Regions from separate parts of the Mus musculus genome. Here region 1 is linked to region 2. A link is a loop called in an ENCODE intact Hi-C map of the cell type or tissue named here. Cell type or tissue: gastrocnemius. All regions are shown on one strand. Each heading gives the region's core, and the rest is flanking DNA. Links, peaks and the distances in the headings are about the cores only.

Region 1 (16,986 bases), core at 3,422-11,421, 48 kb before region 2:
GCAATTTTTGTCTTAGGGGTCTTTGTGTATATTATGGTTCCTGAGTTTGTGTCTTTATGGTGTATGTGTGTGTGTGTGTGTCTATGTGTGTGTTACACAGTTTTTAAAATTCTGGTTTGCTTGCTTTTTTAGTATGCCTTTTTGTTTCATAAAGAGAAAGAAAGCTAGGAGTTGAATGGGTGGGAAGTGGGAAGGAGATGGGGAGGGGAAACCATGGTCAGAATGTACTGTATGGGTTTTTAAAAAGAAAGAAACAGACAAGAATAATTCAGTCCCGATAGCTTGTCAGGCAGGGATGGACCATAGAAAGAAGAGTTGGGGTGGGTAGAGCTGGAGGGACGGCTCTGTTGGTCAGAGCACTGGACGCTCTTCCACGAGACCTGGGCTCAGTTCCTAGCATCCGCATGGAGGCTCCGAACCACCTGTAACTCAGTTCCACAGGTTCCCGTGCCATCTCCTGGCCTCCGTGGGCCCCAGTACTTGTGGTGCAGATGTACCTGCAGGCAAACACCCATACACATGATACAAAAATAAATAAACTTTTGTAAAGAAAGAAACCGGGTGGGGAGGGTGGGTGGGGATGTGGAAGTGGTACGTACCTGTGTCCCAGGTTGGGGACATTGGTACAGGGCTGGTGTAGACAGGTACTGGGCTGCTGGCTCTAAAGGGAGTATCTTGGACACTGGGCTGGCTGCCTCTGCCTTCTCTCAGCTTGGCTTGCAGTTTGGTTCCTCCCATTTCTTGCTTCCTTCCCTGGGGTCCTTCCTCCTCCCCGCGGCACTGGCTGGCTGGTTCTCTGTCCTCATGGCCTCCTCCCTGAGGAGCCAGGTAGTTCTGGCATCTTTCACTGCCTGGACCCTCCCCTCAGAAAGTTAACCACTCCCAGTATTCACAGCTACTCCGGGGCTCCTGGGCCCAGCCCAGCCCACCTCGCTTGTACTTCTGAGCTGCTGCTCTCCCACGGTGTTCCTCCCAGAGGTAGTGCTGGGTGCTCCTCCTTCGTCTGTACGACCTGCTGATGGCTGGGTCCAGTGTCCTTTCCCTGCACTTGGTCACCTGCCTTGAGAGCTGGCCTCTGTGGAGACTGTGCTAATACCATGAGGCTGCCTCTCTATAGCACGTCCTTTCCGTTCAGCCCAGAGCCTCCTCTTGGCTTCCAGGGTAAAGTCTGAGCTCTAGAATAATCCACCAGCATCTTCTCTGCCCTCCTGCCTCCCCACTGGGCTCCAGTGATGAGGACCTGTCAGTATTATTATGCTTTTGCTACCCAGTTTCCTCCTGTGGTGCCCAGACCATGCTGAGGAAGCAAGGTGACTGTCATAGGCTCGGTGTCTTCGCCCTCCACCTTTACTTCCACTGATTGTGACCTGATGTTTATCTGCAAAGAAGGAGGAGTGTGTGTATATGTGTGTGTGTGTGAGAGAGAGAGAGGGAGAGAGAAAGAGAGAGAAATTTTTGGTGGGTTTTGTGTGTGTGTGTGTGTGTGTGTGTGTGTGTGTGTGTGTGTGTGTGTGTATTTTTTCTGGTTCTAGGGATAGACCTCAGGGTTTTATGTATGTTAAATATACTCTACCCACTCTGATCGTTTAAGTTTTATGAGTTGCTGGGCACTGGCGGTGCACGCCTTTAATAAATCCAGCAGGCAGATTCCTCTGAGTTCAAAGCCAGCCAGGTCTACAGAGTGAGTTCCAGGACAGCCAGGGCTATACAGAGAAACCCTGTCTCCAAAAACCAAAGGGGAGGGAAGGAGTTGAAAATCTTAAAAGTTTTTTTTTTTACTATATTCAGATTTGTACAACGAATTTTAGACCATTTCGCCACCCCTCAAAGGAAACCCCATTCTTTAGCCATCACTTAGCAATCTCCCAACTTCTTTGGCCCCAGCATCCATTCATTGCTTCGCATCCGTGGCTTTGCCCACTCTGGACATCTCTGAATGAAGCAGTCATGTAACCTATCAGTCTGTGAATCTGGCTTCTCGATTGAGTATTCCATTTCTGGGTCAAACTGCAATGTTGTGTTGGTGTTTGAATGGACCTTTGTCCGTCTGACCGTTGATAGACACATGAGTGATCTCAGCCTCTGACTGCTCCTATGTGAGATGAACACTCTTGTGCCTGATCTTTGGAAACCAACCCCCTGAGGAAAGCTTGCTGTCCTCTCTGGGAGTCACATGTCAGCTTCTGTGTCCATTTCCAGTTTCCACGATGATGCACCCAAAGACTACAGACAAGTCTCTCTGACGGCCGTGAAGCAGAGGTTCGAGGATAAGTGCTATGAGGAAATCAGCCGGGAAGAGGTACAGCCCCGCTTTGTCACTTAGGCTCCTGGTATGGGTGCCTGGATGGCTCTGTGGTGCTTCACTCTGTCCTCCCTACAGGTGCTGAGCTATGCTGACTTGTGCAGTACAATAGGAGTAAAACAGGAAAGCCCAGAGCCCCCATCTTTCCCTAGCTCAGGGGAGATCCACACCTTCCTCAGCTCGCCCTCCGGGAGGAGGAGCAAACGGTGAGTCTACTCTGTCTGCAGCCACGCCATGGCTCGCTCCCTCACAGATGGTAGCTCTCAGTTTCCTTCTTGACACAGCAACCAAGAAATAAAAGCTTCCTAAGGCAGTTTGTACAGCAGCTTCCAGATCAACCCAGGGGCTTGGGCTTGGCCGAGGCCTGTTCCCAAGCATCGCCTTTTGTTGTTGTTGTTGTTGTTGTTGTTGTTACTCGAGCCTGTCTGTCTTGTTTTATCTCTGTTACTTTCAGGGAGATGGACCTGAACACAGTAGATCCTGTTCAGATCTCTCCCTTACACCCTTATTCATCATGGTGCCCTCTGCTCCGTGCTGTGGCATAAACCATAGTTGGGTTGTGACTTGAGTAGTATCTTTGTTAGCTGCCTGCCCTGTGTCTGTCCTTATCTCCCAGACCAGCCCTTTGCTATACGTCCTAGAATAGCTCCCTCACCCACTGAGTTGTGGATCCTGTGACACCCAGCCTCCTCCCTTGCTAGCCCTGCCTTGGGAGTCCTCAATGCGCTGTGTGCTCCTGAGCAACCTTCAGTTGGTGCTAGGTGATACCTGACTTATGAGCCATGAGCGTTCTGTGATGGTGGGTCCTTGGCTTCAGTCACCGGTCTTCTGATGTGAGGAGGCAGCAGTGTGGGGTTCACCTCCTTTAAAACCTGCTACAAATATCTGCACTGCATCTTCCTCTCTGTGGAGTGGAGGAGATCTGGGTCCTCCTGAGAAAGCCACAGTTTGCACTGTGCTCTGTATTTGGTCCTCTTGACTTAACTATTGGAGACAGGATTACCCTTGGGGACATCTCAGACAGACATGGGTACCTACTGGAGGTGGATCACTGATCCTCTAAAGGGCCTAATTTCAGTGTTAAACCAGCTCTCCAAAAGGCCCTTCATAGCCCCTTCAGAAGGGGCCTCCAAAGAGACCTCCAGGGTAACATGGGACATCCACACTCCCTCTGAAGACAACAGCAGAAAGGCCTGGTGAGTGTAGCAGGCTCTCCCAGAGGCAGACTGCTCTGTAGTTCTCTAGCCCTGACCCCAGGTAGGCAGGTTTGTTGTTGGCCTTGCCCAAAGACAGACTGCAGTCAGGCCCTGCATTGTCCCTGTCTGGTGTGTCTAGTACCCTGTAGGGTGATGAGTCTGCCAGTTATGAGAAGGACCCAGGGCCCAAAGCTGGCCTATTCTGAAGCCTAACCTTGCCCAGTTCTTCCTCCAGTTGATGCCCTGCCCTGAGGGCTCACATCTGCCCTAGCTTCATGTGTGTTTTCTAGAACACACGGTGAGAGCCAGGGGCATGTGGGCATTGAGGCACACGTAGATAGCATTACGTTGGCTCTCCAGGTGCTGCCATCTGTGGCCAGGGTTTATGGACTCTCCCTACCTTGCAGGAAGCGAGAAAACAGCCTTCAGGAGGACAGAGGCAGCTTTGTCACCACACCCACCGCAGAGCTATCGAATCAGGAGGAGACACTGCTAGGCAGCCTTCTGGACTGGAGCCTGGAGTGCTGCTCTGGCTATGAGGGAGACCAGGAGAGCGAAGGCGAGAAGGAGGGTGATGGTGAGTGCCACTCGTGCTGGGGAAGGGATGTGGCATGCGGGTGACACATGATCTGAGGGCCATCTGGCACTGTACTGAGGAAAGTATCGAACACTCGGGTCAAGGGTTTTCCCCCACCTAACAGGGAGAGAGGATATACCATCCCTATCTGGGTCTTTGTTGGTTGAAGGACCTCACTTAGATCCTGTCGTGTGTGTGTGTGTGTGTGTGTGTGTGTGTGTGTGTGTGTGTGTGTGTGTGTGTGTGTGTGTGTGTGTGTGTGTATGTGTGTACTGCAGGAGGTCCTTTTCCCTGTGTTCTGGCCAGGAACACTGACTTAGGCAAGTTTCACCTGCTTTTCCAATTGCTTGCTTTTGTGTCCACTCAGATAAAGTGAGTTAGGTGACCAGTTTGTCACTTTCTGCCGCCCTGTGAGTTATCAAGGGGAACCTTTCCAGCTTGAGAGAGTCAAACTCACAGACAAGGCTTTTACCTAAGCAATAGCCTGGGCCCCACAGTCCTGAGCAGCTGGAGGGTCCCAAGTTCTAATACTTAAGCTATAAACACCCCACATTTTCTCAGTCACAGCTCCCAGCAGACTCCTTGATGTCACTGTGGTCTACCTGAACCCAGAAGAACATTGCTGCCAGGAGTCCAGTGATGAGGAGGCCTGGCCAGAGGACAAGATCCACCCAGCACCAGGCACCCAGGCACCTCCAGCCTCAGCTCCCAGGCCCCTTCTCTGCAATCGGGGAGATCGGGCCAAGGACATTACGACCTCAGGATACTCCTCTGTTAGCAGCTCGAGTCCCATAAGCTCCCTGGATGGTGGCATGGGGGGCTCTCCGCAATCTACCTCAGTGCTCTCTGTGGGCAGCCACTCAAGCACAAAGCCTTGCCACCATCAGGCCAAGAAGTCATGTTTACAGTGTCGTCCCCCAAACTCCCCAGAGAGCGGTGTTCACCAGCAGCCTGTAAAGCGCCAAAACCTGTCTGTACACAGTGACAAGGACATGCACCTGGCTTCCTGAAGCTCGGAGTGTGTTAGCCTTCACTATGGTGAATGTTTACTGAGGGAGGGCTGCTGTTTCTCTAGGACACTGCCTATGGGTACTGTGTAGATCCTTAGGGGAGTTCAGTGCAAGCTGTCAGGACACTGAGCTCAGTGACCAGCTCAGCCTCTACGTGTTGGACAGCAGCCACCCAGCTGTCATGCGCACCTGTGAAACCCATCCCTGTCTACCCTTCTGTGTCCTGTTGTCTCCGGGAGCATGAGCCTCTGTGTTGGCATTCACTTTCTGAGGCCAGGAGCTGACAGCCTCCTTGGAATACTAGCGGCCCAGGTGGCCTAACACAGTTCAAACCCTTGCTGGCAAGTCTTGTTTTAGACCAGTGGGGAGCTCTCAAGTGAAGACAGCACTCTCCTCCCACACCCCTTCAGCCTAGGGAGCCTGTGTCCCTGCATATCAGTGTTGACTGTAGCCTAATGGTGTGTGAGGCCCTTAAAGCTGGAGTTGCAGGCATCCCTGTCCCTCCCAAAGTGGTTTGTCTGTGTCCCATTGTATCCATGTGACCGTATCTCTGCACTGAATTTCAAGGCCATTCTTTGCCTGTCTTTATTTCTACATTTCTTCTAATGGGGAACAAAAGGAAGCATTTGAAATAGAGGGTATTGAATAAAAAGATAACAGATCCCCAATATTACTGTGCTTCAACTGAAAAAAGAAAAAATCTAGTCCTGCACAGTGCCTCTCCCGACTGTCCCGGCAGGCAGAAGGACTGCAAGAGGACCCGAAGCTCCAAGTCAACGGGGCCTGGGTCATCTGACCTCAGAACCGGAAACTCCTACTCCCACCCCTTGGTTCTAGCCATATGTTCTTTCCTTGTGAAAAACGAATCTTTCTAGAGGATCACCATAAACAATCACTTGTAATCCCCAAGGCCACAAAGATGCAGGAGAGCGAGAAGTCAGAAGAGTTGCTGGGTTTGTGGCTGGATTCCGTGGGGAGAAACCAGCAGGGTCTGGTCCCTTTGAGCATGTCAGCGAATGCTTTGCCTTGTGATTTATGAGGCAGCTGTCCTCAACACCTGGGGTGTCTGCTGAAGCCTGCGCAGATATGCTGACCCCTGAAGAAAGTACCAGGAGTGCCCCAGATACCCTTGAACAAGTACAAACCCATTAGCTCTCTGTTTTCTGTTCCATCCCTATGGCAGCTCTTTTTTACTACTGTTAGCAGCATTCTGACCACCCTGCCGAGGCATTTTGGTTGTTGTCCTACACCTCTGAGTGTTAACCTGGGATGCGTCAGCCTCCTCCCATGAGAGGGGACAGTAATGCCTACCTCACAGGAATGCCGTGAGGATTAAATGCATGAGTGGTAATTATCCCTTTCCTCCCATCTTGTTCATGGTTCCCGAATGGCTCCCTGTAAGAGTACTTGTTACCTGTGGAGAGGACCTGGGTTTGCTTCCTAGCACCCACATGATGGTTCAGAGTCACCTTAAATTCCAGTTGGAAGGTATCTCACCTCTGTGGCCACCAGGTCTACATGTGGCATACAAATATATAGATTCACACACACAAGAAGATCTCAGCCCACTTCCAGCCTGCACCGGTAGGAAACAATTACTCTAGGCACACACCTGGGTCCCTCTGACTTCTATGAAGTCTTAGTCTCCACAGGTCTTAAGTTTCCCTGGGCTACTGGAGGCCCAGTGTAAGTAGGGGTGCCCATCTTCTATCCCAAATATGACAGTGGAACTGCCTAGATCTCAGCCCCTTTCCCACTTGACACTGGGCTAACTTTCTTGCTCTTTTTGTACAGAAACAACCAGGGTTACCTTACTTCTTGGGCTCTAGAACTAATAATTTATATCACCAGTACTGCTGAGCACTGTTCCCTGTCCTCATTTCTTTCAGCAGCCAAGCACATTTTTCACCGTAGAAACAAATGGAAAAGCTGTGTCTAGTGGCAGGCTTCTAAGAGGTGGGAGAAGGAGGCTGCAGAGGCAGCTCATTGGTTTGTAGCATTTGCTGCTTGACCAGAGGACCTGAATTCAGATCCACAAACCCACTCAACCATCTATAACTCCAATTTCAGAAGATCCAGTTCCCTCTTCAGGCCTCCTTGGGCACTAGGCATGCAAGTTGTACGTTGACATACAAGTTTTTTAATTAGGAAATAATTGGGCCGGGCAGTGGTGGCACACACCTTTAATCCCAGCACTTGGGAGGCAGAGGCAGGTGGATCTCAGAGTTGGAGGCTAACCTGGTCTACAAAGTGAGTTCCAGGACATCCAGGGCTACACAGAGAAACCCTGTCTCGAAAAACCAAAAAAGATAAAAGTAAAAAATAATTGAAATGGAGACAGGAAGGTCATGAGTTCAAGGTCATCAGATACATAGTGAATTGAAGGCCAGCTGAGACTACATGAGATTGCACAAACTGACTTGATGGAGAACATAATGTACTGATAATCTATGCCAAACAAGTCAATATTAACCATGTATTGACAAGCTGGCCTAGCTTGGTAGATCTTTGAGGGCAAAGACCATTGCTCTGACCCTTAGCTGCTGTGTTTGCATGTGTCCTATCTACGGCCTCCTGGCCATTCTCTGGGCTTCAGCCTCCCCTCCGCCTATCTATCTACTATCTGACACTCCTCTGTCTCTTGCACAACCTTCCATGACGTAGAGCAGCTTAGCAGACCTATTCTAAGTGCCACATGCTCCAGATTCCCTGGGCTTCATTGTTCACGTCTGGCGCCTGACATTCCTAAGATGTTCCTTGACCCAGTTCTAGCATTGTCTTCTGGCCATATGCTTGATTGCTAAGTCATCCTGGAGTCAGCAAGACCGCTTATCTCTGCTTTCAAAGTAGGTTCGGCAAAACCTGGTTAAGACAAAAAACCAAACTTTAGAGGGTCACGGATGCCCTGTCAGAAGAGCATTATCTGATTAGCCAAATCAGAAGCTATCTTATCTACAGTGGCACTGTCCAGGTTCCAACAGAGCCTTTGCGTCCTCCCGTGGGAGGGGTTAGGGCGGAGTCTGGGATGATGGGTGGAGCTTGAGATGGATTCGCGTTTTGGAGCTGGACTTGCAAGCTGTGCTCAAGATTGGGTAGCCTACCCGGAAGTGGGCGGCCTTCTGCCCGGAAGGCGCGGGACTCCTTGGCGGCGGCAAAAATGCTTGGTGTTAAAGGAAACTACCTACTACCCGCAGACTGCGCTCACCGGTGGGTCTCGTGCAACGGAAGGGAATTGGGCGGACGGGAGCGAGGTTCGGAGGCTCACATAGTACCTGTCCTCAGGCTGGTAGCGGAGCTGCAGGGCGCCTTGGACTCCTGCGCCGATCGGCAGCGGCAGTTGGAGCGGAGCCTGCGCGTTTCCAGGAGGCTGCTGCAGGTCTGGTACGCGGACCCAGGACCTCCTGGCCAGTCCCTCCTCGGACCATCAGGATTATGCAGAGTCCCAGGGCCTAGAAGGCCAAATACAAATGCATGCTTTTAGACTCCGGTTGCCATTGCTATCCTTACCCCTTATCCAGGGTCTGAGGCTGGGAATCTGCTTAGGGATAGAATGTTTGGACCATACCATGGCTGCCCTGTCTTTGCAGGGAACCAGCCAGGACCCCATCTCCAGTTCCAGAAACCAAAGAAGAGGACCCAAGTCCAGGTAAACGTTAGCTGCTTTTTATGGGTGCTGTCCCTGGCCTTTCTCTGGCTTGCTGTCATGGGGGAATCCATCCTGGGACAGTGAGGAGGAATTCTTGCATGGTTCTTGACGTTCATAGCATGTGCACCGAGTTCTCAAGATCTCGAGGAGCTGGAACTTTTGACCCAGGCTCTGGAGAAGGCTGTACGTGTGAGGAAAGGCGTGTCCAATGCTGGACAAAGAGACAGAACCCCCACTCTGACATCTAAGGCAGCCACTTCTGGTGCCGCTGCCGCCTCCCATCCTCGGGCTCCCAGCCGGGGTGGCAGCCGTGTATTGGGTACAAGATCCACCAAGGGTATACAGCGGGCCACAGCCCCTCCCAAGGATTACCCTGAGCACAGACTACGATCAAAGGGTGATAAGACCCATGTAAGAACACAAGACCAAACTACTGGGTATGGACCAGACCTCAGGGACCAACAAATGACCCCGTCATCTGCTCATCACACCACAGAACTCTTCGCATTAAAGGAGAAGGGGTAAGCTTCCCAGACGCTCGTATCCTGACAGGGCATTGAGCTGGTTGAGGAAGCCCCTGGTGCCGACCCGTAAGGGTCATGCACTGAAGCAAACAGGGCAGAACAGGGTTGGGATGGTATCAGGTTTGTCGTTCTGGAGCCTAACCAGCCCATGAGCTCTCTGGACTGGGCGAGCACCCACCCTCCTCCAGAAGCCGTTTTCAAAAAGCTTGTCAGAATTAAGCTGTTAAAGGAGAGGAGGTGAGAAGGTTCGCCCCAATGGGTTCTGAGCCATGAGTAAGAATGACAGTCCTAATGCCGGGCTTGGTGGCCCACGCCTTTAATCCCAGCACTCGGGAGGCAGAGGCAGGCAGATTTCTGAGTTCGGGGCCAGCCTGGTCTACAGAGTGAGTTTCAGGACAGCCAGGGCTACACAGAGAAACCCTGTCTCAGAAAAAAAGCAAAACAAAACAACAATAACAAAAAGAATGACAGCCCTAGAATGTGAGGAGACTGCTCTTAGCATTGGCTTCTCTCTCTCACAGGACTCTCCTGCAGCTACCTGAGGACTTCAGGAAGGCAGTGTCTCGGAATTCCTGGTAAGGCTGAGTGGTGACAGAGACAGGAAAACATTGCAAACATTGGGAAGGGGAGGTCTCTCTGCTTCTGCACTCACTAATCCCTGTGCATGCTGAGGCTTTGAAGTTCCCAGTTAAACCAAGCAACCTTTTGTCTGTTTCCTCCTCCTCCTCCTCCTCCTCCTCCTCTCCCTCCTCCTTCCTCTCTCTCTCTCTCTCTCTCTCTCTCTTTTTTTTTTTTTTTTTGGTTTTTTGAGACAGGGTTTCTCTGTGTAAACCTGGCTGTCCTGGAACTCACTCTGTAGACCAGACTGGCCTCAAACTTAGAAATCCGCCTGCCTCTGCCTCCCAAGGGCTGGCATTAAAGGTGTGCGTCACCACTGCCTGGCACGTCCTTCTTGTTTTAACGTAGCGTGCGTGTGTGTTTGGGTGAGCATGTCACCAGGAGAGGGGAGTCGGGGTGCCTGGATCTGCAGTCACAGTGGTTGTGAGCTGCCCGAGTCCATGCTGGGATCTGAACTCAGGTCCTCTATTAAAGGACCACCGTGTGCTCTTAACTGCTGTCTCCAGCCCCAGTCTTAAGGGCTGAATGTAGACACTTAGTCTACAAATTCCAGACTGTCTTCCTTCTGGAATCACAGTAATGGGCCCTGTTTTATAGAAGTGCTGTGTGGTCAAACAGTGGCTCCTCTCACATGTTTGTACTGTGCCTGGAAAGATCTCTGCTGCCCCCTTGTTTTGGACAATATCTCTAGGTTCTCTGAGGCTTCGGTTGCCTCCTCCTGCCATCTAGCAAAGCCATACACCTAAGGGGATATGCCCCTGCCCATCACTTCCCCTGCCTCTTAAGCTATACTCTGGTTGGTTAAAATAACTTTGTTCCTCTGGTGTGCCTTTGGGCCTGTTTCAGCCTGTGGGCCCAGCTCAACTCTGCACGAACCAACGACTCCACAGATGCCACTAGAGCCGCCAAAACTCAGTTCCTCCACAAACTCCAGATGGCTGTATCCTTACTGTCATGGGGAAACTGGGCGTCCTAGAACAGGCTCTAAGCGGGGCAGGTTTGGGAAAGGACCAGTGTGGCCTGTGATGTGGCAGTGCTGTCTCTCCAAACTCATCTTGGGTGGGAGGGTTGGGTCTGGCCACAGACGGGTTTCCCTAACTAATACACAGTCAGGCTGTTCCAGCCACAGGCCCAGTGCTACAGAGGTGGAGGCGCACGCACGGATCCTGAGGAAGGCCTGTATGCTGCTGAGACTTCGTATGCAAAAGGAACTTGCAATAGGTCAGTGGTCCTGACTGGAACTTGGGTGGAGGGTAGAATGTAAAAGAGGGACAGGCAGGGTTTGGGGACCATCATGGACCCTGCTTGCCCTCCTTCACTTGTGTAGCTCCCACTGACTGGATGCAGGAGTACCGATGCCTGCTCACCCTGGAAGGACTGCAGACCGTTGTAGGACAGTGTCTCCACAGGATACAGGTGCTGCAAGCAGGTGAGGTTTCTAGCCCAGCACTACCTGTGCTGAGGTCTGAATTAGGGTCGAGTAAAGCAAGAAATTATTTTCTGGTGTGTGTGTGTGGGGGGGCTGTTATACCTCTTTTTGTTCATAAATAACTATTGGGAGTTTCTGTCCCATGACTGGTTGTATAGATCCCGAGTAAACGACACAGAAACACTATAATTTTTTTTGTTTGTTTTTTTGAGACAGGGTTTCTCTGTATAACCCTGGCTGTCCTGGAACTCTGTAGACCAGGCTAGCCTCCAACTCAGAAATCCGCCTACCTCTGCCTCCCAAGTGCTGGGATTAAAGGCGTGTGCCACCATGCCCGACTATAATTTATTTTATTTACATATAAAATATATACACACACACACACACACACATATATATATATATATATATGTAAGCTATAGGCACTACGCTGAGAGGTTGTTTCGAACTTTTCTAATTCTTCCGTCTGTTAAAACCACACAAATGTCAGTCACATGCCAATCTTGTCTCCATGGATGCCTCTGCTCTGTCAGCCTGTCCTCAGGGTTCTCCTGGTCCATCCCTCTCTGTTCTCTTCCTCCTTCCCCTCCCCCTCTCCCTGCCCCATTACTCACTCACTCACTTTCCAGCCCCGCCCCCTCCTTCTCTTCTGTCCAATCAGAAGCCCCAGCCATTTACTGACCAATCATGAACTAATAGGGAGCATTCTTCACGATACATTGGTTAATACAGCACCCCACTATTAAGTTACAGTGTGGTCTGGGACTTAGTATTCATCTTCTGAATATATAATGCACAAGCTGAACCTCTGGCGCTTTAACCTGCCTTGCCTGTGACTTTGGAAGGAAGGGCTACCAGCCCAGAGGCTGACAAACCCATTACACTATGCATACTACGGGCTGCTACACACTAGGGTGGGGCTTTTGTTACTCTGTTTGTTTTGGTTTGTTTTTTTGAGACAGGGTTTCTTTGTGTAGTCCTGGCTGTCCTGGAACTCGCTCTGTAGACCAGGATAGCCTTGACCTCTGAGCTGCCTGCCTCTGCCTCCGAAGCCCTGGCATTCAAGGTGTGCGCTACCGCCTGACTTATTCTAGGTTGTTTTAAAAGCTCAGCTTTGTATCCTTTAGAACCAAGCATACAACTGACAGTAGGGAAGGGGAAAGCTAAGTACTGGCCTATAAGAAGAGAGACCTTGGTGATGGCTGTCACCCCATGAGACTACAGATGTCTCTTCTCATAGCTGTGACAGAGCAACTTCCAGGAGAATGCCTTGCAGAGACGCGCACTCAGGCCTCGTCCGTTTGCGGAGGAGAGGTGGACTCTGCCTGCAGCCCTGAGCTCCTTCTCTATGCTAGCACCGAGGAGCTGCAGACCTTGGCCACCTTGAAGCTTCAGGTGGCCTTGCTACACCAGCAGATCCATCTAGAAAAGGTAGGGTTCCTGGGAGCCAGTGACCTTACTGAGGCTGGCACTGACTCCCACCCTACTCCAACCCCAGGGTAAGTCTCGGGAGAAGCAGTAGCTGGGATAGGTTGTGACAGTGAGCCTCTTGGCCTCCATGTGAGCTGGGACATCCTCATGGCCAGGATGTCTAGAATCTGAGGAAGGAAAGAGGGTGGAAGTGTTCTTATCCCAGGCTTGCCCACTGAGGTCTTTTCTCTGTACTGTTCCCCAGGTTCTGATGGCTGAACTCCTCCCTCTGATAAACACCCAGGATCCTGGAGGACCGCCTTGGCTGGCCTTGTGTCGGGCTGCGTACAGTCTGCTCTGTGAGGGAGGCGAACGCTTCCTCACAGTCCTTCGAGATGACCCTGCTGACTAAGCAGTCTGGGCAAACAAGCCTCTGTGGGAGAGCCCCCTCCTCTCTTCTGGACTGTAGTGAACAGGGATTGAGGGAGATTTTCCAGTTTGGGGGAGCTATAACCTCACCGAGAAAGCTGCGTGGCCAGGGTGCTCCCCCTCCCCCCAAGCTCTTCTTAGACTTCTTAGTCAGGCTCAGCTTTCTGCCTTCCTGGGGGAGTCCTTGGCTGCCTCTACTTTCTCTCACTCTAGACCTCCAGACTACCTGTATGACACTAGAACTCCTTTAGGAAGTGTAAGTATTTAAATTATATCATAGCAGGGTTTGGTAAGCAGCTTTTTGGTTTCTTGTTTCTTTCTTTGTGGTTTTAAGAATTGTATCGATTACCTAGGTGGGAGGCAGAGGCTGGTGATTCTGTGAGTTCAAAGCCAGCTTGATCTACAGAGCAAGCCAGGACCACAAAGAGAAACCCTGTCTCAAAAACCAAAATGAAAAGACTTGTATCAATTAAGGGGTTTGGAGTGCCTGCAATCCCACAGGGGAGGCTGAAGGAAGAGTATCCTAAGTTTAAGGCCAGCCTGAACTCTGTTTAAATAAAAAAGGAAGGGGTTTACCAATAAAAATTCAAAAGTATGAGCTGGAGAGATGGCTTGACGGTTAAGAGTACTGACTGCTCTTCCAGGGGTCCTGAGTACAATTCTCAGCAACCACATGGTGGCTCATAACCATCTTTAATGGGATCTGATGCCCTCTTCTGGTGTGTCTGAAGACAGCTACAGTATATTTATATACATAAAATAAATAAACCTTTTTTAAAAATTCAAAAGTACCGGGCAGTGGTGGTGCACGCCTTTAATCCCAGCACTCTGGAGGCAGAGGCAGGCGGGTTTCTGAGTTCGAGGCCAGCCTGGTCTACAGAGTGAGTTCCAAGACAGCCAAGGCTATACAGAGAAACCCTGTCTTGAAAAACAAAACAACAACAAAAAGTATAACATTGTCTCTTCTGCATAGGGGAAGGTGAAAATCATTAACATTTGTCCCCTGGCACCCCTGAAAGCCATAAGCCACATCAGAATAGGCTTGCCCCTCCCTGCCCATGATCATTTTTTCACGTGCCCATACCTCCACTCCATCCCCATTGTCACCTAGGACCAGCCTGTGAGGGTCTCTGCTTCATGCTGAGTACCCCTCACTTATGGCACTGTCCCCTCCTAGGCTTCATCTGTATGAAAGGAATTGTAACTTCCCTAGGAGAATAAAGGGCAGGGGGCAGGGCTGTAGCCTCTGCAGCAATTATGGATTGCTTCCTGCTTGGGGTTTCCTGCAAGAATCTCAAGTACTCCTAGGCTGTTCCCCAGAGTTGTTTTATTTTGGGGGCTGGAGATAGAGCTCAGTAGTTAAGAGTATCCACGTGACTCAGCTGCTTGTAGACCCAGTTCCAAGGGATCCAATGGCTTCTTCCAGTGTTGCTAGCTAAGCACTGCGCACATAGGATGGACTACATACATGCAGACAGAATACCCATATGTATAAAATAATAGGTTTAAATATGTGAATGTGGGTGCCTATATGGAAATGTGCACCTGGTGTGTGTACCTGATACCTGCAGAAGCCAACCAAGTTACAGTTGGTTTTGAGCTGCCACAAAGATGTTGGGGACAAAACCTGGGTCCTCTACAAGAGCACCAGGTGCTCTTAACTGCTGATCCCTCTTTCCAGCTCCTAGACTTTTTGTTAAAACACTTTAGCTGATCATTATGTCCAACACCTTTAATCCCAGTACTTCAGAAACTGAGGCAGGTCTATCTCAATGGGTTTAAGGCCAACTGGGTCTATATATTAAGACCCTGTCTCAGAAGAATTGTTTTTAATGCAGGTGTATAACACCTCTGTACAGTTTCCCAGAAGCTCCAAAAGAGAGCATCGGCTCCCCCGTAGCTAGAATTAAAGGCTGCAGATGAATGCTGGAAGCAGAATTTGGGGCCTTTTGAAGATTAGCAAGTGTTCTTTTTGTTTGTGTGTTTCTTAGGGTCTTTCTATGTAGCCTTCATTGGCCTGGAACTCAGGTTGGATTCACTGAGACCCAGCTGTCTCTCCCTCCTGAGAACTGGGATTAAAGGTACTGAGATAAAGTACCACTATGCCCCTAAGCAAGCATTCTTTCTTCTTCTTCTTTTTTTTTTTTTTTCTTCCTTTTAATGGTTTTTCGAGACAGGATTTCTCTGTGTAGCCCTGGCTGTCCTGGAACTCACTTTGTAGACCAGGCTGGCCTCGAACTCAGAAATCTGCCTGCCTTTGCCTCCAGAGTGCTGGGATTAAAGGCGTGTGCCACCACGCCCGGCTCTAAGCAAGCATTCTTAGCCACTAAGCCATTTCTTCAGTCCCACGTCCCAGATTTTTGTTTTGTCTTGTTGAGACAGGATCTCACTGTGTAGCTCAGCCTGCTCTCCAACTCCTAGCTCTCCTGTCTGTTTCACAAGAGCTGGGATTTTAGTTTATTTTAAGAGGACTTAGCCATATCCCAAGCATTTCTTCCAGCTGGCTACTAGACTCGTGTTTATACAGCTCTGGAGCCTCACCAAACTGGGGAGAGGACAGGAACCTTTCACAGAGAAAAATAGCCTTTATCACAAGGGACACGAAGTGTGCATGAGAGTAAACCTGGCCTTAGGAGAGCCAGGTGAGGTCTGTAGGTGAAGGGAGTGAAGTAGATAATGGTTAAGAACCTTACTCTGGTTTCCAGCAGAAGGTCCTTCTTGCAAAGAAAAGTCTTTACAAAGGTCAGTCCTGCCGACCAAATTAGTCAAAACAGCCCCAGGTAAGGGCTGGAAGCAAATTAGAGACTGAAGTAGAACATAAAACAAAAAACAAAAAACATGGACTTCTTGGACTGAGAAGTGTCTCCCAGAACAGAACCCAGAACCTTTGAGCCAAGAGAGAAGGCTACTCCACCCTGTCAAGCTAGCTAGCACCCAGCCCTAGCAGAGTGCCCCTGACTAGAACCATCCCTTAGACTAACCAATCAGCCTCCTGCTACCTGGAAAGCTTATGTCCAAGTACTGTGATCTAGAGGAGGCCTTAACCTTACCGACCAATCATTAGCCACCCCAAGATCCCTAGAATTATTCCATTGGTTGGTTCGCTTGCTTGTTCATACTGTCTCAATGTACCAGTGATTGATCCTAAACCTAAGAATGGCAAGGGCATTGTCCACCTCCACCCCCTGACCAAGCTTTGGGAGCTCAGTGGCCCTTGACTACATGACCCTACCTGGTAGTGTCCAGCCGAGTGTTCTAATTGCTCAACACCTGAGAGGTACCCTGGTTGGAGTTAGACGCGGTATTTGAAGGGTTCCATGAAAATAGTGGAAGCACTTTAAATATTACCCAACATCCTGCTTGCCCAATTCCTTGCCAAAGCCAGGAGGAGGCAGTGGAACTCCCAAGCGTCCTGGTGTCGTCACCAAGTTCGGGACCAATTGGCTCTTACGTGGCAGACCAGGATGTGACGTAAGGCTGTGATGGGCATCCTTACCATTGCCACCCCATCTCCACCCCCAAAGCACGGCCACCTAGTCGGAAACATGAGGTCACCAGAGTCCTTGCCTGAGCCCACCCTGCCAGGTCTGGCATCCCCAGAACCCCCTGGAGCCCTCCATGCCCTGTTCTTGGCCACCGGCGGTGCGGGGGGCTCCTGGTCGCGCTGCGGCTTGCCCTTCGGCGCCCTGGCGGTGCTGGCCGGTGCATCTGGCACCGGCATCACCTTCTCGCTGTGCGGGCCCTGCCTGGATCTGGCCCAAAGCATGTCTCTGGCTGCTCTTGGCGTCGGCCTTGGACTCCTGACCGCCACCTTTCTGTGCTGGCGAGCTCGGCGGAGTAAGAGG
Region 2 (8,228 bases), core at 1-8,000:
ATTTTATATTTGACAATTTAGGTTTTGTGCCCCCTCCCTTTGAGATGCTGAGGATTGAACCTAAGACCTTATACATTCTAGGCAAGTTCTCTACCACTGAGCCATGCCCTCAGCCCTACATTTATATATTGAACTGATTTTCAGTTTACATCAGAATTGCTGAGATGGAATTTATAGACTCTCATCCACTTGTCTACTATAAACATCAAAAAACAATTGGCCTAGTGGCAGACTCTTAATCCCATTATTCAGAAGGTAGAGGTAGGGGGATCTCAGAGAGTTTGAGGCCATCCTGTTCTATGTAACAGGTTCCAGACCAGCCAGGGCTACATAATAAGACCTTGTCTTAAAAATATATATGTATATGTGTATATACACATACATACATACATACATACATACATACATACATACATACATACATACATGGGCTGGGGATAAAGAGAAGGCTCAGTAATTAGAGCACTGGGCCTTCCAGGGTACCCAAGTTCAGTTTTCAGTATCTATATGATGGCTTACAACTATCTATAACTCAGTTCCTAGGGATCTAAGCCCTTTCTTGGCTTCTGTAGGCACTGTGCCAATGTAGAACACAGACACAGTCAAAACACTCATAAACATAAAATAAAAATGAAGGGAAAGATAAAACAGACATTATTGTGGTGCAGTGCCCCTGACTGTACAGGAATACATGCAGTTTTACAGAGACCTGCTCTCTCATATCTTCACTAAATCTAGAAAGTTACAGATTGTACTAGTTGTTTTGTTTTTAAGTCACTATTGAGGTTGAAGTTCTGTAGCAACTACCTCAGAGAGGGCTAGCTCCTCCATAGCTCTATTCAGGTCTGTGTGACAAAGTTGTTATGTCAAGCATGAGTGCCAAACAGGCTTTACACTTCTTTCCCCACAGTATTTCCATCAGGCTGGAAAGCATATGAAGTGTAAAGGATAATTTTGGTATTAAGATTCGTATCTGGGCCTGGTGTGTGTCTATAATCCCAGCACATGGACGGTAGAGGCAGAAATGTCAAATCATCTTTAGCAACAGAACAAGTTCAAGCTAGCTATGGCTACAAGAGACCTGTCTCAATAAACAAACAAACAGACAAATAAATGGAGTCTTTTATGACTTCCCTTGTTACATCAATCTTTGATTGTGCTGTAGGTGTTAGATGCAGTGTCTCATGGCTACGTTGTTACAGACAAATGATACTTGTTTGAAGGCTTGGTCATTTATTGATCTGCATGGAAATTGTGAATACTGTATGTAGGACTAAGGAAGCAGCCAGTGGACACATGGATAGGCTAATCTGTGACATGTCAGGAACCAACCACAACAAAAGGAAGGCATCCATTGGTGTGCTGCTTGTCTGCTCTGCAGTTGCTGCCTAGCCTATTTTCCTATGTGAAGAGACCAGAGCACCTCTGCTGTGCATTATACCACCACATTGGAGATGCGCTCAGGAGCTTATATGCTGAACTCGATGGCTCATAAGAGCACTGGCTGAGTGGTGCCTTAGTTCCAGTACTCAAGAGCCAAAGGCTGGTGGGTCTCTGAGTTCAAGGTCAGCCTGGTCTACAGAGTGAGTTCCAGGATAGCTAGGGCTAAACAGAGAAACCTTGTCTCTGGGAGTAGGGTGGGGGAGCATTGTCTGCTTGTCTGGATAATCCCGGTTTGATTTCCAACACCTAAATTGTGGTTCACAACCATCTGTTACTCCAGTTCCAGGGGATCTGACACCCTGTTCTGGGCTATTTGAACACTGCATGCAAGTGGTGTACAGACGTACATGCAGGCAAAACACAATAAACATAAAATTGAAATATAGGTTTAAGCCGGGCATGGTGGCACACGCCTTTAGTCCCAGCACTCGGGAGGCAGAGGCGGCAGGCGGATTTCTGAGTTCGAGGCCAGCCTGGTCTACAAAGTGAGTTCCAGGACAGCCAGGGCTATACAGAGAAACCCTGTCTCAAAACAACAACAACAACAAACAAAGAAGAAAGATTTAAAAAAAGTTTGTAAGCTGAAGGCCTAAGGAGAAGTTCCAAAGCATAATTTTGCCTTTTAAACCTTGTAGTTATGGATTTTGACAAATGGCCACCAATTAGAGGAGTCACACTGCACTGTCATCTCAGCGCTCAGGAGACTGAGGCAGGAAGATTGCAAGCATGGGGCTGGTCTGACCTAACAGGGAGTTTTAGGCTGGCCTAGCTTACATAAAGACCTTATCTTTTAAAAAAGAAATAGGGGGCTGGAGAGATGGCTCAGTGGTTAAGAGCACTGACTCCTCTTCCAGAGGTCCTGAGTTCAATTCCCAGCAACCACATGGTGGCTCACAACCATCTGTAATGAGACCTGACGCCCTCTTCTGGTGTGTCTGAAGACAGTACAGTGTACTACACTGTATACTAAATAAATAAATCTTTAAAAAAAAAAAGAAACAGAAAACAATGTGGTCCCCAGCTGACCATCGGAGTGTCTGGATGAGTAGCCAGCATACTCGTGCTTACAAAGCAAAAGTGTGGACTTGCAGCAATATACAACTTTGTGATGTGAAAATAAGTGATTTGGTTAGTGTTAGTATGTTTCCTAAATAAAGTTAGTATCTGTTGAAGAGGTATCTTTGTACATCTGTGTCATGAGAGTACAGGGTGGGAGGCTCGTCACACCTTTCTCGCAGGATATACTGTTTACCTCTTGAGAAGGAATAGACCAAGGATCGATCAAGTAGAGCTAAAGCGACGAGGCTGCACAGAGGCAAGTATAGCCTCTGCTGGATTTGCACTGCCAGCCACAGCTTCCTGACCTTGCTTTTCTGCCTTTTGGTCCTCACAACTCGTCATTTGGAGTAAATGGAGAAGGACCACTGTCAGGAATCGTCATCACATATCTCCAGTCATCTTGGTTCCTGTGAAACAAAACTCAGTATCAAAAGGCAAACTCCCATCTCTCATGCAAAAGGAGACTGTTTTACTCGGACATTTGTATAAGTTAATAGTGACATCTTTCCTAATGCCTTGTATACCTCTTTAAATACTGTTTTACTTTCTTGCTTGAAACAGAGTGTCCTAGAGTACCCAGGCTGTCCTTTAACTCACTCTGTAGCCCAGACAGACCTTGAACCAATAGCCCATCCAAGTAGGGGAGATTATAGGCCTATACAACCAGGCCTAGCAGAACATTTTCCTTTGAACTCTACACAAATGCCAACTACCCTGCCTGGTTCCTCCCTGTAAGACTTGTGGGCTCTGTACCTGCAACTCCTCTGGGACCCCACTTGCTTCTCCATGAAACAGCGGCAGCCAACTTCTCTAGTTCTCATCCCCAGATTGGCCACAAGGGTAAATATGGCCTGTGGTCTGCTCCTTTGCTGTCTCCTAGTACAAGGGCTTTGCTGTGTTGCAGGTTACTTCAGAGGATGCTGGGAGGCCTAACCCAGTTTGTGAAGTGCTTGTCTACTAGGCCAGCAGAGACTTGACCCTAGGACTACACTAGCATTGCTCCAGTGAGCACTGGTTTTCTGCAGTTCTTCACAGGAATCCAGAACCGCTGTTTGTAGGCTGTTTACTACTGCTCAAACACCTTCTGGTGGAAGACTGGGCTCTGGTGTAGCTCCTAAAACACTGCTGCTTTCCTGCCCTCCACCCTCCGGGGCACGAGTGCTGGACATTGCAGAATAAACAGCTGCTGCACTGCTGGTTTGGTACAGGGCATCTCCAAGGTTTGTCCTGCACTGCCAGCATTCCCTAAACTTGCTCTTTCCTCTTACTGTCAGTGCTCAGGACCATCCTGTGACTGGCACTGAGTCATGGACAAACACAAGGAGCACACCTGTGAGCTCAGGACTTGGGAGTTAAGAGGCCAGAGGATCAGGAGTTCAAGGCCAGCCTAGGCTACATTAAGCCTCCCACACATGTACACAAAGAAGAAAACTGGGTTGCATCTTTTTCCTGTTTTAAACATTTTCATCTTTTTTTCTTTTCTTTTTTGTTTTTCAAGACAGGGTTTCTTTGTATAGCCCTGGCTGTCCTGAACTCACTCTGTTGACCAGGCTGGCCTTGAACTCAGGGATCCATCTGTCTTTACTACCATGCATGGAATTAAAGGCATGCGCCACCACACCCTGCAACCTTTTCATCTTTTAAGACTTAATTTAGGGATCAGCTTTTTCTGGGTCCTCATGACGGAGCCCCAGATCCTCCTTCTGGGCACACATCCCTTTATCTAGCAAACCCATTTCTGGCTTCCTTTGGGAGATTTGTCCAGGGTCGCGTGTGCTCCCACAACAGGCTCCCAGCTCAGCATTGCTTTCCTGATAGTGTGTTCCCACTACCAAGTGGAGAAACATAGGGTCAAAGACAGATTGGGGTTTATTCAACACCTGACAACCAGCTTCCAGAGCCAAGGTTACAGTAAACTAATCTCCTATGCCCCCTAGTGGCAGAGCTGCCTCACTGCCTGCCTGTTTATCTTCAGCGTTAAGAACCAATCACTCTTGCACTCTTGAAGTTTGGAATTTTTGCTAGAAGGAAGGGTTTCTCTGTCTCTAGAACCATTGCCTTGTAAATATGTATCTAGTGTCTCTCTTGTGGTCTGATACATAGAAACAGTGTAGATTTGCAAACCATGTGATATTCAAACTTATCGAGGAGCCCAAGCAGAGCAAGACAGATTCTGTGTTTATTGGACTTTATTAGTTTTTATTTTATTTTAGACAAGGTCTCCATATGTAGCTTTGGCTCTCCTGGAACTTGCAATGTAGACCAGGCTGACCTTGAACTCCTAGAGATCCTTTTACTTCTGAGTCCTGAGTGCTAAGGCTAAAGAGTGTGCCACCACGAGCAGCAGGGGTTTTTATTTCTGTGGGTGATCACCTGCACATATGCCCGTGTGCCATGGGACCAGAGGATGGCGTTAGACTCCCTATAACAAGTTACAAGACAGCCATGAGCTGTCATATGGATACTGGGACTAAAACCCAGGTCTTCTTCAAGGGCAGCAAGTGCTCTTAACCGTTGAGCCTTCTCTCCAGCCCTCCCTGTTGTTATTTCTTTGATCCGTAGTCTATAGGTATTTATTTCTGGTGCTAAGAATTAAATCCAGGACCCTATGCACGCTGCTAAACACACACTCTACAGTGCCACCCTTATGTCTGTATAGCCCAGGCTAGCCTCAAGATTTCCCATCCTGTTCAGCCTCTTAAACACTGGGATTACAGATGTCCACTGCCATACATGGCTCAACTAGTTTTTAGTTTAATTTTTTTTTTTTTTAAAGAACAAGCTGCCGCCGGGCAGTGGTGGTGCATGCCTTTAATCCCAGCACTTGGGAGGCAGAGGCAGGTGGATTTCTGAGTTCGAGGCCAGCCTGGTCTACAAAGTGAGTTCCAGGACAGCCAGGGCTACACAGAGAAACCCTGTCTTGAAAAACCAAAAAAAAAAAAAGAACAAGCTGCCTTTGATCATGTTCCATTTTTCAGAATAGTACCGTTACCTATGCTATTTAATGTTTCCACCAGCCATGTCTGGGCCACACGTGGTTCTATCTCACCCAGGTTCCTCTCTCTCCACCCCCATGCCTTTGTGGTGGGTTGGAAGGAGGCTGCTGCAGGGCTTTTCCTGGGTCACACGGTTCTTGATGTTCCTGTAAAGGCTACTGCTTCTCCCTCCCTGTCTACTTCCCTTCCCCCTCCCCTTGTTCCTCCCATTTTTTCTCTTTTCTTTTGTCTCACCCCCTTTTTTTTTGTTGTTGTTGTTTGGAGACAGTACAATGTAGCCCAGGTTGGCCTCGAACTTAACAGTCTTTCTGCCTCAGAGCCCATGGTGCTGAGGTGACAGCTGTGTACTCTCAAGCCTGGTCTTTCCTTCTTGGGAATAGCTTCCCTGGTCTTTCCAGTTTACGGCTGTTTGGGATGTTAAGAAGTGTCTGAACTTCTCTGCCTCCTCTCTAGGACCTTTGGAAAGTGCCATCGGCTGTTTAAGGAGCCCAGCTTCCATCTCTGTCCCTTTCCTTATGGGTCTCTGATGTGCATTTCCAAGCCCCTCCCTCTCTGTGTCTGGAAATCCCCACTGACAGTGACAGGCCAGAACTCATGACCTATGATTTCATGCCAAGGGGGAAGTAACAGTAAAGGAGAAGGCAGGGATGCACTCTTGTGGTTTCTTTCCTAGAGTCCACTCAGAGTAGAGGCCCTGCACAGTGCCTGGAAGATCTGGGTGGGAGGTTTGAAATGGAACGAAGTGAGAGATGGTGGCTCACCTGGTAGTTCAGCCACTAGCGCGGGCCCTAGACCAGAATTGTAATTCCTTCATTTGTTAGCTGGTGACTGGAGGAAGGCTCTTAGTCTTCCTAGGTTTGTCTCACTAACCAGTGACTAAGAGTAGGCATGACAATAACCTCAAATGCCTCAGCATAGGCCCTGACATATAGTTAGGTGCTTAGCTCTGTTACTAGGGTGGCCAGATCTGGGCACCCTACTGGATGTCTGAAAAAAAAAAAAAGTCACAACAACCTTCGATGCAAGGGCCAGAGGGGGACACTTAGGGGAGGGAGAGGAGAAACATGGGGGATGTCAGGAGGACTTCCTGTGGGAAAATGGGTTCTGAGTAGTAAGTAAGGAGACCTGGGAACTGGTGCTGGAGGATAGCAGACAGCAAAGGGAAGCGCACCAAGAAGGACCTACCTAGCACATGATTAAGCAGCAAAGAATTGTGGGATATTAAGTGCTGAATAGAAAACAAACCAAGGGCCGGGCATGGTAATCCCAGCACTTGGGAGGCAGAGGCAGGCGGATTTCTGAGTTCCAGGCGAGCCTGGTCTACACACAGAAACCCTGTCTCGAAAAACCAAAAACCAAAACCACCACCACCACCACCAACAACAACAACAAAAAACCCATGGGGACTAAAGCAAGGTTCTGTGGTTAAGAACACTCACTGCTCTTGTAGAGGACTTCTGTCCAATTCCCAGCACCTACCTGGCATCTCACAGGCATTACTAACTCTAGCTCTAGGGGATCTGACGAGCTCTTCTGACTTCTTCAGGCTCTAGGCACACAGGAGAAAGAGAGGGGGAGAGGGAGGAAGCACTGGAGATAGCAGTACCGAGGCCCTGTGTGCTGGCTTAGAAAGGAAGTGTGACCTTGGCAAGGGCAAGGAGTTGGAGAGAGACAGGGTGAAGGCGTGGGGGCAAGAGTGAAGATTCCTCTTTTCAAAAGTCAGAATGGAGCAAGAGAGGGTGGAGGAAGGGCTAAAGCTGCTCTCAGTAACGTCCTCTCTGAAACAAGACAAAGGCTCTTCTACGGGCCAGTTTAAAGGGTGGTAGACTGGATTCAGCCAAGGTGGGAAGGGGACACAGGGAGTTTTCTGCTGTGAAATGTAGGACTGAGAAGGTAGCAGGATGGGAAGGTGTCTCTATTGCCTGCATGGAGAAGTTGAGGTATTAGCATTGAGACCACTTGGAGAACCCACTGGTCTTAGAATGTGACCTTGAGTTTCAAGGGAGGTCTAGGCTAGGTCGTGGCTGCTCAGGAGGGAAGGGTAAAGGAAACTAGGCAGCCTGAGTTGATAGGTAGAAGGAAGGCAGGCAGCTGGGGTGCGTAAGCTGCTACAAGGGTATCTGGAGGGCAGAGGTAGCCTTAGCCACTCCATTGCTGGGGAAACCAGTCCTCCATCAGTGGTCTAGAAAGGAGGCCTGGCACAGGTAGGCCTTGCATGGGTGCTAGAAGGGCAATCAGGTCTTTCTGAGACTTTCAGAAATCTGGGTTACCTTTCACAGGTGTCAATGCTGAAAGCCCATCAAGCAGGGTGCTTTTAACCCCCTGCACTCAAGAGGCAGACAAGACGGAACTGGTCTACATGGCAAATTCCAGCTTAACCAGAACTTCACAGTGAAACCCCGTTTCAAAAATAAAGTAGAAAAATAAATAGAAAAACAGCCATGCCTACGTCTTTGTGGGCAGACAGCTATACAAGAGGGGGTCAGGTGAGGGACCCACAACCACCACCGGAATTAAAGGGAATACGGTGGGCCTGAATCTGCAGGAGCCTAGGTATGGAAGAAGGTGACTACAGAACACCTAGGGCTGTTGCACTTTAAAGCCCGGAGAGGTGGGGCGTGGTATTCCTGGGGGTTGGCGGAGACAGCGAAGCCCAACACGAGGGATTTCTTCTGTTATAAGTTCTGTAGTGCTGCTAGATGTCACTACTTTAACCTGAGTCTTATGCAG

Evidence for each region. Peaks named below come from ENCODE experiments on the same cell type or tissue, not always from the same donor. Only the 100,000 strongest peaks of a DNase experiment are listed, where the experiment ranks them.
Region 1: it touches region 2 in a loop (2.5-fold over the local background); 3 of 42 quality-filtered maps call a loop at or near these places.

The regions. Positions count from the first base shown.
Region 1 is chr17:24,211,997-24,228,982 of GRCm38, reverse strand. It overlaps Tedc2 (tubulin epsilon and delta complex 2), which reads left to right and starts at 8,132. Exons shown (of 10, transcript NM_028056.2): 1 at 8,132-8,292; 2 at 8,368-8,466; 3 at 8,673-8,731; 4 at 8,850-9,252; 5 at 9,777-9,830; 6 at 10,720-10,813; 7 at 10,983-11,094; 8 at 11,201-11,302; 9 at 12,543-12,733; 10 at 12,978-13,929. The coding sequence starts at 8,243. The coding sequence ends at 13,124. It overlaps Ccnf (cyclin F), which reads left to right. Exons shown (of 17, transcript NM_007634.4): 14 at 2,200-2,299; 15 at 2,381-2,508; 16 at 3,906-4,075; 17 at 4,637-5,751. The coding sequence ends at 5,085. In gastrocnemius, for the core only: no CTCF peak of the experiment used is centred there; a DNase peak (open chromatin) is centred at 8,150; H3K4me3 peaks cover 1,548 bases; H3K27ac peaks cover 2,693 bases.
Region 2 is chr17:24,169,824-24,178,051 of GRCm38, reverse strand. Tbc1d24 (TBC1 domain family, member 24) reads left to right here. Exons shown (of 8, transcript NM_173186.4): 8 at 1-2,621. Among named protein-coding and RNA genes, the nearest start is that of Atp6v0c, 4.5 kb to the right of the region's middle. In gastrocnemius, for the core only: a CTCF peak has its summit at 4,449 (motif pointing left); a DNase peak (open chromatin) is centred at 4,430; H3K4me3 peaks cover 426 bases; H3K27ac peaks cover 1,028 bases.